2 separate regions of the Homo sapiens genome follow, and region 1 is linked to region 2. Evidence: chromatin contacts called from ENCODE Hi-C or POLR2A ChIA-PET data. All regions are on one chromosome and are shown on one strand. The core of a region is the stretch at or near the end of the contact, and the rest is flanking DNA. Distances in the headings are between cores, read along the strand shown.

Region 1 (6,320 bases), core at 1-2,500, 130 kb before region 2:
CTGAGGCTGCGCCGGGTGCCAGCCCTCAGTAGCGGGCAGGTGGAGCTGCCAGCCGCTGGGTCTGCCCAAGGAGAAGGGCCCAGTACCCACCACCCCAAGGACCCCGACAGGCCCCACAGCACCTTATTGGAAGAGCCGGCCAAGGTCCGCAGCCAGCTGGACGGCTTGTCCTTTTCGGAAGGCGCGGGGGACTGGGAAGAGGTGTCATCTGTTTTGGGTCTTATGGAGGCCGGAGGCTCAGAGGAGACCTGCGATCAATGAAAGGTTTTGTTGGCACCTGTGGTTCCCAGGGCAGGGTCCCTCCACCAGCCCCGTGGCTGGCACATGGCAGTCAGAGCCCCATGCACTCCGGCCACAAACGACCCTGAGTGGCGCAGAAGGCAGATTCCAGGGCACCCCCCAGGAGACCAAGTTCACTTTGCATAAAGGCCCTTAGGCCACGCGCAACAGGCACGTGGAGGCTGTGCTGAGGGACAAGTCATCTCCGAGAGAACAGAGTGGACCTTGTCCTGCCATTCCGGGTGACCTCACCCACGGCTGCAGCAGGTTTGGGATGGAGCACCAAGACCCACTCTCCCCTTCCACAGCGGCTCAGCCTGGCCAGGAGTCCCTCGTCCTTCTCCTGCCAAACCCCTTTCCTAGAACCCGAGTGTGTCCTCAGAGGGTGCCCAGCGCTGGGCACTCAGCTCAACCAGCCACAGCACGGCGAGAGCCACTCACGACGGATGCGTCTGGGAAGGGCAGCTGCGGCACAGGGGTGGTCGCGGGGAGGGGACACCGTGTCCCTGTGGGCCACTGGCACAGGTGCATTAAAGAGTGGGCATTCTGGCTGCCCCCTCCCCATGGGAAGGAAACATTTTCAAAATGAAGGACACCATCCCCAAGGAGCCTGGCTCCTACAGGATGGCACCACACACACCTTTGCCTCGCTCCTTGCCAGCCCCGGTGCTGGAGGAAGCTTAGCGAAGGTGCCCAGACCCAGCCCACCCAGAACCAGGTCCCGCTGGTGGAGGAAGCTTAGCGAAGGTGCCTGGACCCAGCCCACTCAGAACCAGGTGTTGTGTGTCAGGTGCTGAGGCACATCCCCCAAGAGCCAGTGAGTGATGTGGGTTGTGTGCTGGGGGCCTGAGCCGGTACATCCAGCCTCAGGCAAACGTGAACTCCCACAGCCCTGCGGCTGGAAACCCCTGAGACGGTGCTGCCCGCAAGGCACAACTGAGACCCAAGGTCTCTTCCCAAGCAAAATCACAGGGCAGTCTCCGTAAAATGGGCCATTCCTCTACTGCCAAAGACCCCACAGGACAGCACAGAGTCTCCAGGGCAGCTGGCACCAGGTCTACACCACAGGCCAATGCAGAACAGGCCACACAGGGCAAGGGGCCCTTCACAGGGGTGAGGTCCCACTCACTCTGCCGAGGCCAACCTCAAGAGGAGGCAGCAAAGTCGGGCGGTGGGGGCTCCGCCCTTGCCCTCAGCCAGGAAGCCTTGGTGGACAGAGCACACTCAGGGCCGGGGGCTCTTCCCACCTCCAGGACTCTAGGAGAAGACGCTGCATCAGGAACCAGCCTCCTGGAGGCAGCAGGGACCCTGCTTCCCTAGGGGGAAGATGGGGCGCAGGGCAGGCTGTCCATCAAGGTGCTCCAATTATGGGGATGGAGGGCCCTGGGGGAAGATCTGGCCAAAGCCCGTGGCCTCCCCTGCAGCACGTGCACCCACCCTGCAGCCCTCAGGGAACAAGCAGGGTGGGGCCAGGGGAGGGGCAGGTGCCTGGCTCTGACCTGGGCCCAAGGGAGAAAGATAAGTGCTCGGGCGCACAGGGCCGGGGACGCAGGGCAGGCAGCCCCTGAAGGCTCACGGCTGTGGATGGTTTTTTTCAGAGACACTAAAATAGCTGTTCAGGAAAAAAGACACTGAAAATACCCCCTCTATGTGGCGGCTTTCGAGGGGAAGTGAGTGTTGATGACGTCTGGCGGAGGCCCTGACCGCAGGGTGCTGTGCCTATGCCTGGCAGGGGCGGGTGCCATCCTAGCTGCAGCAGAGCCCCTTCCGGAATCATGCGGACCCTCCCGAGAGGCACAGAAGGCCGAGGACGCCCGGCTGGGTGGAGCTTCCTGTCTAAGCAGCCACTGAAGCGGGCGCGGAAATTCGGCTCAGTTATCACCCGGGGAAAAGCCACAACAGCCGGCGCTGACTCCGGGAGACTCAGAGACTCCTTGAGGGGAAAGAGTCAGATGCCTCAGGCCACCTCCATGAGAGCCAACGCCTGAGAACACGGCTCTGCCTGGTGGGGCCCCAACAGCCGCCCCGTGGAGGTGGCGGGAGGACCGTAGGCCCGGGGCCCCGAGCCCAATCCGCTCAGTGGGGGGTGGCCGAGGACCCTGCAGATCTGGAGGGTTGAGGCAGATGGGCTCAGGGCCATCCTTGGGGCCAGGGACGCTCCTGGTCTTCAGGGAGCCAGGACGAGCCTTCGGAGACATGACTCCGTTAAGACCCCTGCCGACCCCTCATCAGGCGACTCCCGGCTCTCAGGGCGGGCTCTCTGCAGCATCAGAGAAACGGAGAGAAACGTGTAAAATAGAAGGTGTCTGCGCCCCTGTGGGCGGAGGAAGTGACACTCTCAGAGGGACTGTCACCTGAGCAGTATTGGTTTCTCAAAGCCCCAGGAAGCAGACAGCCGTCTTCAGGCCTGGGATGCCACCCGCCCTACCAAGGCCCCTGGGGGCCCCAGTGTCAGCTGTCGGTCAGGGACAAAACCACACCCAGTGACAGACGGCTGAGTCTTACTCTGGGAAGAGCAGCTACGACCGCTTGCCTCTGGTGTGACCCTTCCTGGGGCTTCAAAACCCGCCCTTGGAGCCCACAGGCCACGAGGCAGGAGCACGGCTCTGGACCTGACACACCAAAGCAATGGGGCTGGGCCTGGATAGGCCTGCAAGGGGCTGCCCCATCCCAAAGCCCTTCAGGCCACTGTCAGCTTACACAGCGGAGGCCAGACGACACACCGCGCTGCCCCGCGGCCACTTCCCCTCCTGGGGTCCTTCCCCACACCCCGAGGATGACCAGGCAAGCTACCTGGCCAGCAGGCACCCGGGCAACGCGTGTGAGCTTGCACCCAAGGACAGGTGCCCCCCTGCCAGGGCAGGGCAGGGCTGGGCTGAGGAATAGCGGGCCCAAGACTGTGGACACCCTAGGCCCTCTGACGGAACAGTTCCTGAGCAAAGCCCACAGGACCTATGCAGAGGCGGTGGCCCAAACAGGTGAGCCAGCAGTGGATGCCTGCCGAGGACTGGGCAGCCACAGTACACTGCCACAAGCAAGCCACCAGCTCCCCATGGGGGAGTCTCAGAAAAGACGCTCTCCAAAAATGCACACCCCACCCTTGGGGGCCCTGCGTTTCAGGCCTGTAAGGTGCCAGGAACAGAGAAGAGCCATTGAGAAGGCCTTGGGGACCCTTTCCTGCCTGACACGTGCAGATGCTCAGGGCGAAACGCTGGCCCATCCCCTGCAATAAGGAAAGGGAGTCTGGAGGTCACAGAACTGCCATCTCCCTTCCCCAGGCCCCTGGCACAACATGAGTGGGGGCTGCTTCTCCTGCCAGATCCCACAGGGTCCAAACACAGAAGACCTCAACCCCCCAGAGCAAGGAGACGCTCCATGTCCCCTACCCTGGCAGGGAGGCTGGAGTCCTGGACAGCTGCCGAGGGAGACGCCGCAGAGGCGGAGGGCACTGAATCCAGAACCGAGTGCAGCAGCGGTTACAGCTGGCCTCTGTCCCCAGGCACCTGAGCCACTCCAGACAGGCTGAACCCAGTCTGCACATGTCCTAACAACAGCTCCTCCCAGGGCACCGAGAGCCCGGGTCGTCAGCTGGGCCACTTCCCCCACTGTGGCCTCAGCGCCTCTCACTTCCAGAGTCCGTGAGGAGGACATGGGCACAAGCTGCTGCCCCGCCTGCCCGTGTGGCCCCCCCCCTCCCCGAGGCAGGGACAGTCACTCGGGTCCCCGAGCTGATGCCCACAGCTCCGGGCCTTCTCCACACTGAAGCTGAATGACGGGGCTCAACGCCGCATCCCCGCCCTGCTGGCCACTCGGCGCTGACGGTCGCTTCCTTGAACCTTCTGAACACTGGGGTCTGAGTCAGCCTTTGCTGAGAGAATTCACACCCCAAATCCACACAAAACAACCACATAGAGCCTGCTGTGAACCTCCACGACCACCCGGCATCCACCCACCCAGGGCTCACAGGCACCAGCAGGCAAGGCTCCACCCAACTAGAGAAGGCAGCTCCCACACCAGGACCCCCCAGGGCAAGACTCCGGGGAGGCGGGAGTGAGTAGTGGGCAAGCACCACAGGGTGAGCTCTGGGCACCAAGGAGCCCACGGCCTGGAAGCTGGCACACGCGCCCGCCCACCACAGGCACATTCTTGCTTTTGACTGATGATCAAAGAAGGCCCCATTTGGTGGGCGCGTTGATACAGCAGCCAGGATCGGCCACGTCTGTCTCTGAATGTCTGCACCTCACCTGGGATGTGGTCTGCCTGGAAGCAGCACCCAGACCCCAAGGCCAGACAGGCCTGCCTGTGAGTTTTCAGCCTCCCCTTAGACTGGTCTCTTTGCCCTCATTGGTAAACGGGACCCCGTATTAGGGCCAAAGGATACAAGGGGGAAACAGGACCCGGGCAGGGTCCCGCCTCTGCTCATGCTGCCTCAGGGAGCTGCTGAGAAAGCCATCCGGCCCGGGGACAGGCCACGGCCACACCCCAGACCATCCTGAGCATGGGCAGCCAATCCAGGAGCCGGGGACCACACCTGCTCCAAGGGAGAGGCGCACAGCAGCAGCCATGATGATGTCAACACAACTCCCTCCAACCCCAGGGACAACCACAGGGAACTTCGCAGAGTGAAGAAAACCAGTTTTCTGTTCAACTTGCAGCCCAGCAACCTGTCAGGAGGGCACCAGCCTCAGTCACCCCGGGACCCCAGTGTCCAGCGGCCAGTGTGCCCTCAAGCCCCCACGAGGGCGCGCATGTATCCAGCTGAAACAGACATTGAGGCCTTTGTGACGCCGGCTTCACATGTGAACAACGCACAGTGGCAGAGCGGTTGAGCAGCCCACAGGTCAGTCCAGGGGCCACCACCAAGCTCTGTGGGTCAGGCTTCCGTCTCCACACCTGCATGGATGCTCGGCCCATGACCACCCGGTGTCAAAACTGCACTCTGGTGCGGGGGGATGGACCCACAGCTTGCGGCTACACCCCAAGGCCTGCCACACAGCACAGCCCACCCTGCAACCCCTCCCGTGCGTCCCCTCAGCGTCTTCTCCTGCCAGGCTGCAGCCACGGGGCAAGGGGACCCTCCAGGGGAATGCATGCGCCATGGGAGTGGCCAGTCTCAGACCTGCCCATGCACACCGGGCGGGCCCACGCCTCCTCTCCTCAGCATGCAGCATCCGCAACCAGGCACAGCTGCCATGATGGGAACTGGAGGGAAATGTGCGGCCAAGGGCCGGGAAGTCCTGCAGACGCAGATGCTGCCTCGCAGGGTGAGTCCGTGAGCGCCAATTCGTCTCTGTACAGGGGCCACGGGCTTATGGAGGGGATGGCTGCCACCAATAGGCAACGCTGTGGAGTGGCGCAGATGTTGTAGGCACCAAGAAGCCTCCAGAAGCTGCCAGCCACAGTCCACATGGTGGTGCAACCCTGGGGCCACAGCAGGTGGAGCGGCAGGATCGCCCACAATCTGGGTTCCGAGGAGATCGCCTGTGCTGGTGTTCTGACATTCCCAAGAGGCCGCCCACAGCGTGGTGAGCGGGCTGGGCACTCGAGGTCCTGCCTGTGGCCCTGCTCCTGAAGCACATGGCCCAGCAACACTCTGCTACGCTGAGGTTCTCTTCGGTGTGGCTGAAAACCCGTCTGCTATTCCTTAAAAGGATACAACCCAAACTTCAGCCGTGGGCCCGGCGTGGTGGCTTATGCCTGTAATGCCAGCTCCTTGGGAGGCTGAGGTGGGAGGATCACTGGACCTCAAAAGGTCGAGGCTGCAGTGAGGTATGATCCCACCACTACACTCCAGCCTGAGCAACACACTGAGACCGTGTCTCCAAACACAAACTTTGTGGTTTTCAGACCATCTTGCCACATTCTTCAAGTGGAAGACGGCCTATGCCCACACCAAGAGCCTGTGCGGGTGCCTGGCACCTCCATTCAGTATTTTCAAGGGAGGCCACCAATTCTCACCTGCAGAGGCCACGGGCCTTGTGGGAACAGCACGGTATGCTCTCATGTCCCTGGCTGCAAAGACTGTTTCTGTGCACGGCCTC
Region 2 (6,942 bases), core at 2,290-4,789:
AAGAGCTGATGGGTGGCAAGGAAACGGCAGAGGCAGGGTCGGCGGTCGGTGGCAGAGGCAGGGCCGGCGGTCGGTGGCAGAGGCAGGGCTGGCAGTCGGTGGCAAGCCCTTCGCAGGCCTCTCAGGCTGGGATGGAAGTCACAACACAGCCCGCAGCAGCCAGGAAGAAGCAGGGTGATGGAAGCCGCCCCTGTGGGCAGCCACGGGGGTGATTCTGCAGTGGTGGGACCCAGGTGGGAAGCCAGGGCCGCTGACTACCTTCCGAGAGACAGCCCGCGGCAAGTGTGTGCCAGAGATCACCTGGCGTGCTCGCTGCAGGGACGCAGACCTCTCCCAGCTAGAGGCCAAGGGTGGCTTCATGGTCTCCTTGAGTTCCGGCTCGGGCAGGGTTGGACTCACACTCAGATTAGACAGTGCTCCGAAGAGAAGGAGCCCGTCACTCCACAGGCAGCCATCTGTCCTCATCTGTCCACTCCCGGTAAACCAAGAGTGGTTGAGAGACAAGATCAGGGGCCCGGCTGGCACCAAGGCTGCACCCAGGATCGGGCTCTCCCTGGATCCCATGGTGCTGGTGGGCCCCATACGGTGGTGGGCTTGGAAGAGAGAGGGTGGGAAAGGCACGGGGGAGACTGAGCTGAGACGGGCGAGGGGAGGTGGCTGGGAGCGGGGATGCTGGCTCCTCACGTAATTCTACTAAGCACCTGCTACGGGTTCAGCCGGGTGGTACCTGGACCTGAGTGTGTGTGTGGACCGGAGGGGTTCTGTGGGCCAGAGACAAGGGGATGCCACCACTAACACCAGCTAGGCCAGGTGTGGCCTGAGATAGGGGAACGCCACCAGTAACCCCACTAGGCCAGGGGTGCCTGAGCCAGAGAAAAGGGACGCCACCTCTAACCCCGGCCTGGGCGTGAGGATGACTGACAGTTAGAACCAAAGGCAGATCTCTTCTCCCTTATGCTACCAGAGGCATAAATTTAAATGAAGAATTTGCGAAGGTGATTCCGTGGCAGGTGCCTATGCTCAGAACATTTCTAAGTGTGTGCATCTGACAACCGCACGACAGAGAATGGCCCCGTCCTAGTTTGGCAGCAGCCCAGCTGGGCTCTGGAAGGGCTGTATGTAGGAAGGGGTGTGGGCACGTTCTGACCACTTCACTCCCCACCTTCCCCCACGGTCCCACACATGCACAGGCAAAGCAAGGCCTTCGACTAGAAAGTGACTTGTTGGGCTGTGTGGACAAGGGCCCCCACTGACCACAGGGGCCAGGGAGTGACCTCCCACGCTGGCCGAGGCTGCCTGGAAAAGTTGGGTGGGGTGGAGGACAGAGCTAGAGCTGGGCTTTCTCCTGATTCAGTTCAACCTCCTCCAAAATGCACTGAACGAGCTATCCAATCTGCTTTTTTCCTTGAGAGTGTATTTTAAAGGTTTTATTTCAGTAGCTCTGCAACCATTTACACAGCTGGAAACAAATTCCACAGACGCTCCTCAGCTTCAGACAAGGTCACCTCCCAATAAACCCTCCATGTGCTGGAAACATCCTAGGTGGAGACTGCGCTTCCCACACAGAACCCACGACCGAGCGGCGCTGGAAACATCCTGGGTGGAGACTGCACTTCCACACAGAACCCACGACCAAGCGGCGCAGCCTTACCTGCCTTAACCTGACAGACACACGCCAGCCTACAGTCCGGCAAAACCCCCTGCACGCAGAGCCCCTCGGGACATTCGGCCCCCTCCTGATCACGTGGCCCGCTGGGGCTGCAGTCACCGCCCCTCATCACAGGAGAGTACTGACCTCATACGGCCAGCTGGGGAACGGTCAAAACTCAAAGTAGTTTCTACCGAATGCACCCTGCTCACACACCACCGAAATCAGATTCCTAAATCGAGCCAGTGTACGTCGCACCCTGTCCACAGACTCACTCTCCTTCAATACCCGACGCTAAAGCTCAAGCCGTGAACGCTGCGACTGCTGGTCCTGTCCAGTAACTGCTGATAAAACCGGCCATGAAACCAAAGCAAACGCCCTTCTCTAGGCCGGCCCCCACTATCAGATCCCTGTGGAACCAACAGCCAATGTGCTCACAGGTCAGGACGCATGTGCCGCTAGCTCCTGGCGGCACCAAGCCAGCACAGTCGAGGGTTGCCAGGAAGCGCCATGGGCCGAGCTCGTCCGGCCCCTCACTCTCCTGGCTCCGGAGGACGAAATGTGTCTCCCCATCCCTCCTCGGGGCCCTGGAGGGTGGTCCCCCATTCCCAGCTGACCCTTCTGGGAGACAGGAGCCTTGGCTCCACGCAAGTGGGGCCATGTCAAAGACCAGCCCGGCGGTGCGCGAGCTCACACAGCCCACCCGGCCCACACAGCCCCGGCTCTGTCCACCAGATTATAGGGGTTGGAGGGGTTGGGGGTGTAGGGGTTGGAGTGGGGTTGGGTGGATATTGGGGTGGGGGTTGAGTTGGGGGTTGGGGTGGGAGTTGGGCTGGGGGTTGGGTTGGTGGTGGGGTGAGGGTTGGATGAATTTGGGGTTGGGATGGATATTGGGGTTCGGATGGGGTGGGGTGGGGGTTGGGTGAATATTGGGGTTGGGGTTGGGATGGGGGTTGGGTAGATTTGGGGTTGGGATGGGGATGGGGGTGCAAATAGGCTTTGTGATGCTTTACCAAGTCCCAGTCTATGCTGCGGAAGAACGCGTGGGACTTGATGTCAGAAAATCCAGTCTGTGGCCGGCAGCCGAGCCTCTCTTTGGGGTCCTGGAGGTCAGAGTTCAAACAAGGACAAGTCAGCCCCATCCCGGAAGCCCCATGACCCCCTCTCCTTGGTGGCCACTCCCAGTGCTGACAAGCCCTCCCCCGATGCTCTGACCCAGGTGGTGGAAATCAGATGTTTCCTTTATTGAAAGTTCCTTCCCCGTACGTTAAGCTCCGTTCCATTTTCCTTGGGCACACATTCTCATTTTGTTAGGTGTGAGTAAAAACGGACGATTCACAGAACACAGAGCTCAAATACTGAAGCGGAAAATCAACCCACACACCCGATACACAGCAGCCGACATGAAAAAATGGCCAACAGCCGTGCCTGGCCCTCTGCCCACCAACACCGAGGCCACAAACGAGATTTTGTCAGCATGGCCAGAAACGTACCTTATTTAAAAATCCTTTTAAAACATGGGAGGCTTTGACGGACAGGAACCGGGGGATCCGGATGGGCTTCTCCAGGATCACTGCAAGGGCGGAGCCTGGTGAGGACTTGCCTGTGTTGTGTGCCATTTGCCCAGTGCCGCCCAGACTCTGACTCTGAGCAAGAGCTTTGGGAGCTCAGCCTTGGGGCCCCGGAGCCCCTCCCTTCCTACAGCCCAGCAATATCTATAACCCGGAGTCCCGCCGGGTCCTCCCTGGGCCTCCTGGTTACATGCGCTGGCACGTGTCGTAGGATCGGACGTGAACCAGCAGCTCCCCTTCCTCAGCCCCAAGATCGCAGGTACACGGGTGCCTCTGCAGGCTGGCCACCAGAGGGCACCGCGGAGACAGCCGCGTTCCCAGATCCCACATCCCCACAGCACTGAATTCCAGACCAGGAGCAGGTCCCGGGGCCTCCAGGTGGGAAGGAGCCCATGATGGTGGCTGTGGGTTTTGGGGGTGGGGGCTGTGCTTTCAGCTCGGTACAGCCTCGGTCAAGGACATGCTGGGGCTCCAGCATGTGCTGCTGGCCAGGGCAGGAGGGAGTTGGAGCTGAATGGGGACAGGTTCTCTTTCCTGCTGACCCACAGGTGTGGTAACCCCACCCCACGGCCCGGGGAGTGGCATGTGACACAGGGTCTGGCCAGGAGGAATGGTTCCCGGTACGCTTTGCATGGCACTGCCGCTCCAGGCACCCGCGGGACCCCTCCACCTGCACCTTTGAAAAGGAAGGAAGACAGTCGTGCAGGTGAGGGGTACGAACGCACAGCGGGGCACGCACCTTGGAAAAGGTAGTCCTCTGTGTTCATGTCCGGGTTGTCGGTGATGATGTCGAACGGGGAGCGCCCGGCCATCATCTCAAACATGAGGACTCCCAGCGCCCACCAGTCCACGCTGAACCCTGGGGGAGAGCACACAGCCATCACCGAGTGGGGCCACATGGGCCGGCAGCAGGACGAACCTGGCTGGCGTTGGTTTTCATGCCCAGTTGACACGAGTGTGAGCCAGGCTTGAGCAGGCGGCACACAGGCCTCTGTGACTTCCACTTCCCAAACAGAACCAGCACCTCCACCTGGCAGCTCGGCCTCCCTGCCACCGTCCCTGACACTACGGAGGTCTCCCAGGCTGCCTCTGGGCTGTCGGTCCTGCCAGGGCACCTGTGACCACACCGGCACGAGGCACTGGTGGAACCTGCGGACGACCCTCCTCTCTCGTTTCTGCTTCTACAGAACTAAGCTTGAAGAAGCCCTTTCGCTGCAGTAACGGAAATACTCTCCTGTGTTTCCTTCTACAGCCATTTTGTTTTTTAAAAAGGTTCAAGTAGTCAACCTGTTGGGAATGTGTTCCAGCGAATGAGGGGTGGGAGACCCTGACCCGTTTTGCCCAAGGACAGCAGCTGTCTCTGCGTCCCCGGAAGTCCCCCTGGTCCCTGCTGAGGTGAGACGCTGCCGCTGTCCCACACGGAATCCCCATCCCAAGCTGGGTTCTAGACTATATTCCAGTCCTCCAATCTGCTGTCTGTCCTTCTCTGGCTACTGAGACTTCCATTGTGGCCGCTGGGGAGCCCAGTTATCCCAGCGGCGAGTGACCTGCCCGCCCTGCCTGCCCCACACCCATTCTGATGGCAAAAAAAATGTGTAAAAATGTCTGAAGGCACACCATGCATGCCTCATTGAAAACACCAGGATGCAGAAGTGGGTGGAGTGTGTACAAACACAGTATGCATGTGCACACAACACACATGGATGCCCGACACACGAACACTCAGCCCAACGGCACACACGCACACAGGGCTGCACACGCGTGCCCACGTCCCCGTTTCACACACGCACACACGGCTGCACACGCGTGCCCACATCCCCGTTTCACACACGCACACACGGCTGCACACGCGTGCCCACGTCCCCGTTTCACACACGCACACACGGCTGCACACGCGTGCCCATGTCCCCGTTTCACGCCCAGAGAGGGGAGAGGAGCAGAAACACTCTGGTGTGCACGGCGTCCTCAGCCGCAGGGCCTGTGGGGTCCTGTCCACACGCTCCTGCACCCCCTGGGGCTCCCCAGACAACAGCTTCTCCCCCAGCCACTCGTGCAGCACGGGGACTCAGGTGCTGCACCCTGTCCCACCCCCGCTTTCTGTGTCTTTCCCCTCCCTGTGCCCCGGGGCTCCCTGGCAGGAGGAATCCTGTGCAGTGCCCTCCCCAAGGAGCTGCTCAAGTGGACATGGGAGGTTTTCCAGAATTCAAATAAGGGGCTGAGGCCAGATGATGACATCCGGCTGGGAAAGACAGTGTGTGGCTTTTGGGTGTAAGATGGTCAAGGACACCTCTCCCTGGCTGCTGGGCCAGGCCCGAAGCCATCTCTGGCCCTGTGTGCTCCGAGAGGGGCCAGGGCAGCGGCACTCACCGTACTCCTCTCCCCGCAGGATTTCGGGGGCGATGTAATTCGGGGTTCCGCAGAAAGTGCTCGTTGTGTCACCAGGGCCCAGGCCTTCCTGTGGGGGCAAAGTTACTGGGAGAGGGTTCTTGTAGACACTACCCCGCGGGACAGGCGCCCCGAGACGCACATGCGGGATGGTCAGGGGAGGCGGTCCAAGGCACGCACCTTGCACATGCCGTAGTCTGTGAGCTTGATGTGCCCGTCCGCATCCAGGAGGACGTTGTCCAGCTTCAGGTCCCTGTAGATGATCCCCCTCTCGTGCAGGAAGTTGAGGGCGATGCAGATCTCGGCCGCGTAGAACCTGGGGGTGGGGATGCCGTCATGGGGGCAGTGCCTGTGCCAGAGGCTGCGCCAACAGCTCCAGCCTGGGGGCCACACACTCCCGTTTGCCCCACCACGGGCCCGGCATCCTCTCAATGACCAGGCCCAGGATTTGAAAGTGCAGTGCACAGGGCCAGGGAGGGAAATGCCAATGAAAGCTCCAGGACACCACCCCATGCGCCTTAGGATGGCCTGCTGTCAAAGACACAGAGAACGATGTGGCAGCCTCCACAAGGGGAGGAGCGGGCAAATAACACGACAGCTTCCATGCGGGAAAGACCGGAGCCATGGCACGTTGTGGTAGGAGTGCAGAACAGCGCCGCTGCTGCGGAAGACAGTCCGGCAGGTCCTCGAAAATTAAACACGGTGCCAGGCTTGGTGGCTCACACCTGTAATCCCAGCACTTCGGGAGGTCGAGGCAGGCAGATCACCTGAGGTCAGGAATTCAAGACCAGCCTGGGCAACATGGCGAAACTCCGTCTCTACTAAAAATACAAAAAAATTAGCCGGGTATGGTGGCGCACACCTGTAGTCCCAGCTACTCTGGGGGCTGAGGCAGGAGAATCACTTGAACCTGGGAGGCAGAGGCTGCAGTGAGCTGAGATCCCACCACTGCATTCCAGCCTGGGTGACAGAGCGAGACTCCATCAAAAAAAAAAAAAAATTAAATATGACCTTTTTTTTTTTTTTTTTGAGACAGAGTTTCACTCTGTCACCCAGGCTGGAGTGCAATGGCGCGATCTTGGCTCACTGTAAGCTCTGCCCACAGGTTCACGCCATTCTCCTGCCTCAGCCTCCCGAGTAGCTAGGACTACAGGCGCCCGCCACCACACCTGGATAATTTTTTGTATTTTTAGTAGAGACAGGGTTTCACTGTGTTATTTCACCGTGTTAGCCAGGATGGTCTCGATCTCCTGACCTCGTGATCCGCCCGCCTTGGCCTCTCAAAGTGCTGGGATTACAGGCGTGAGCCACCACGCCCGGCCTAAATATGGAATTCTT

The links. A loop is a pair of places that touch in the nucleus more often than their neighbours do. ChIA-PET counts read pairs that join two places held with the same protein, here RNA polymerase II (POLR2A). Pooled maps may share reads with other maps.
Region 1: a loop to region 2 is called in a pooled map, with 2.2 times the contacts of the local background. The contact joins two enhancer-like sites. A Hi-C loop is called at or near these places in 1 of 168 maps with a recorded cell type or tissue (CD8-positive, alpha-beta T cell), 1 of 37 single-sample maps with no recorded cell type and 5 of 50 pooled maps. POLR2A ChIA-PET finds 5 or more read pairs at or near these places in 4 of 52 experiments (HEK293, OCI-LY7, T-cell and 1 more).

Annotation. Positions count from the first base shown.
Region 1 is chr1:2,296,906-2,303,225 of GRCh38, reverse strand. It overlaps SKI (SKI proto-oncogene), which reads right to left. Exons shown (of 7, transcript NM_003036.4): 2 at 123-248. Among named protein-coding and RNA genes, the nearest start is that of SKI, 72 kb to the right of the region's middle. RefSeq lists enhancers at 2,008-2,067, 4,307-4,818, 4,819-5,330. Within about 2 kb of position 1,250, at least 34 of the 41 ENCODE cell types and tissues checked have a DNase peak (open chromatin) inside an H3K27ac peak, as active enhancers do.
Region 2 is chr1:2,171,033-2,177,974 of GRCh38, reverse strand. PRKCZ (protein kinase C zeta) reads right to left here. Exons shown (of 18, transcript NM_002744.6): 12 at 5,785-5,920; 13 at 5,587-5,674; 14 at 3,959-4,078; 15 at 3,142-3,221; 16 at 2,662-2,751. Among named protein-coding and RNA genes, the nearest start is that of PRKCZ-AS1, 9.4 kb to the left of the region's middle. RefSeq lists an enhancer at 1,801-2,409 and a silencer at 3,963-4,129. Within about 2 kb of position 3,539, at least 7 of the 41 ENCODE cell types and tissues checked have a DNase peak (open chromatin) inside an H3K27ac peak, as active enhancers do.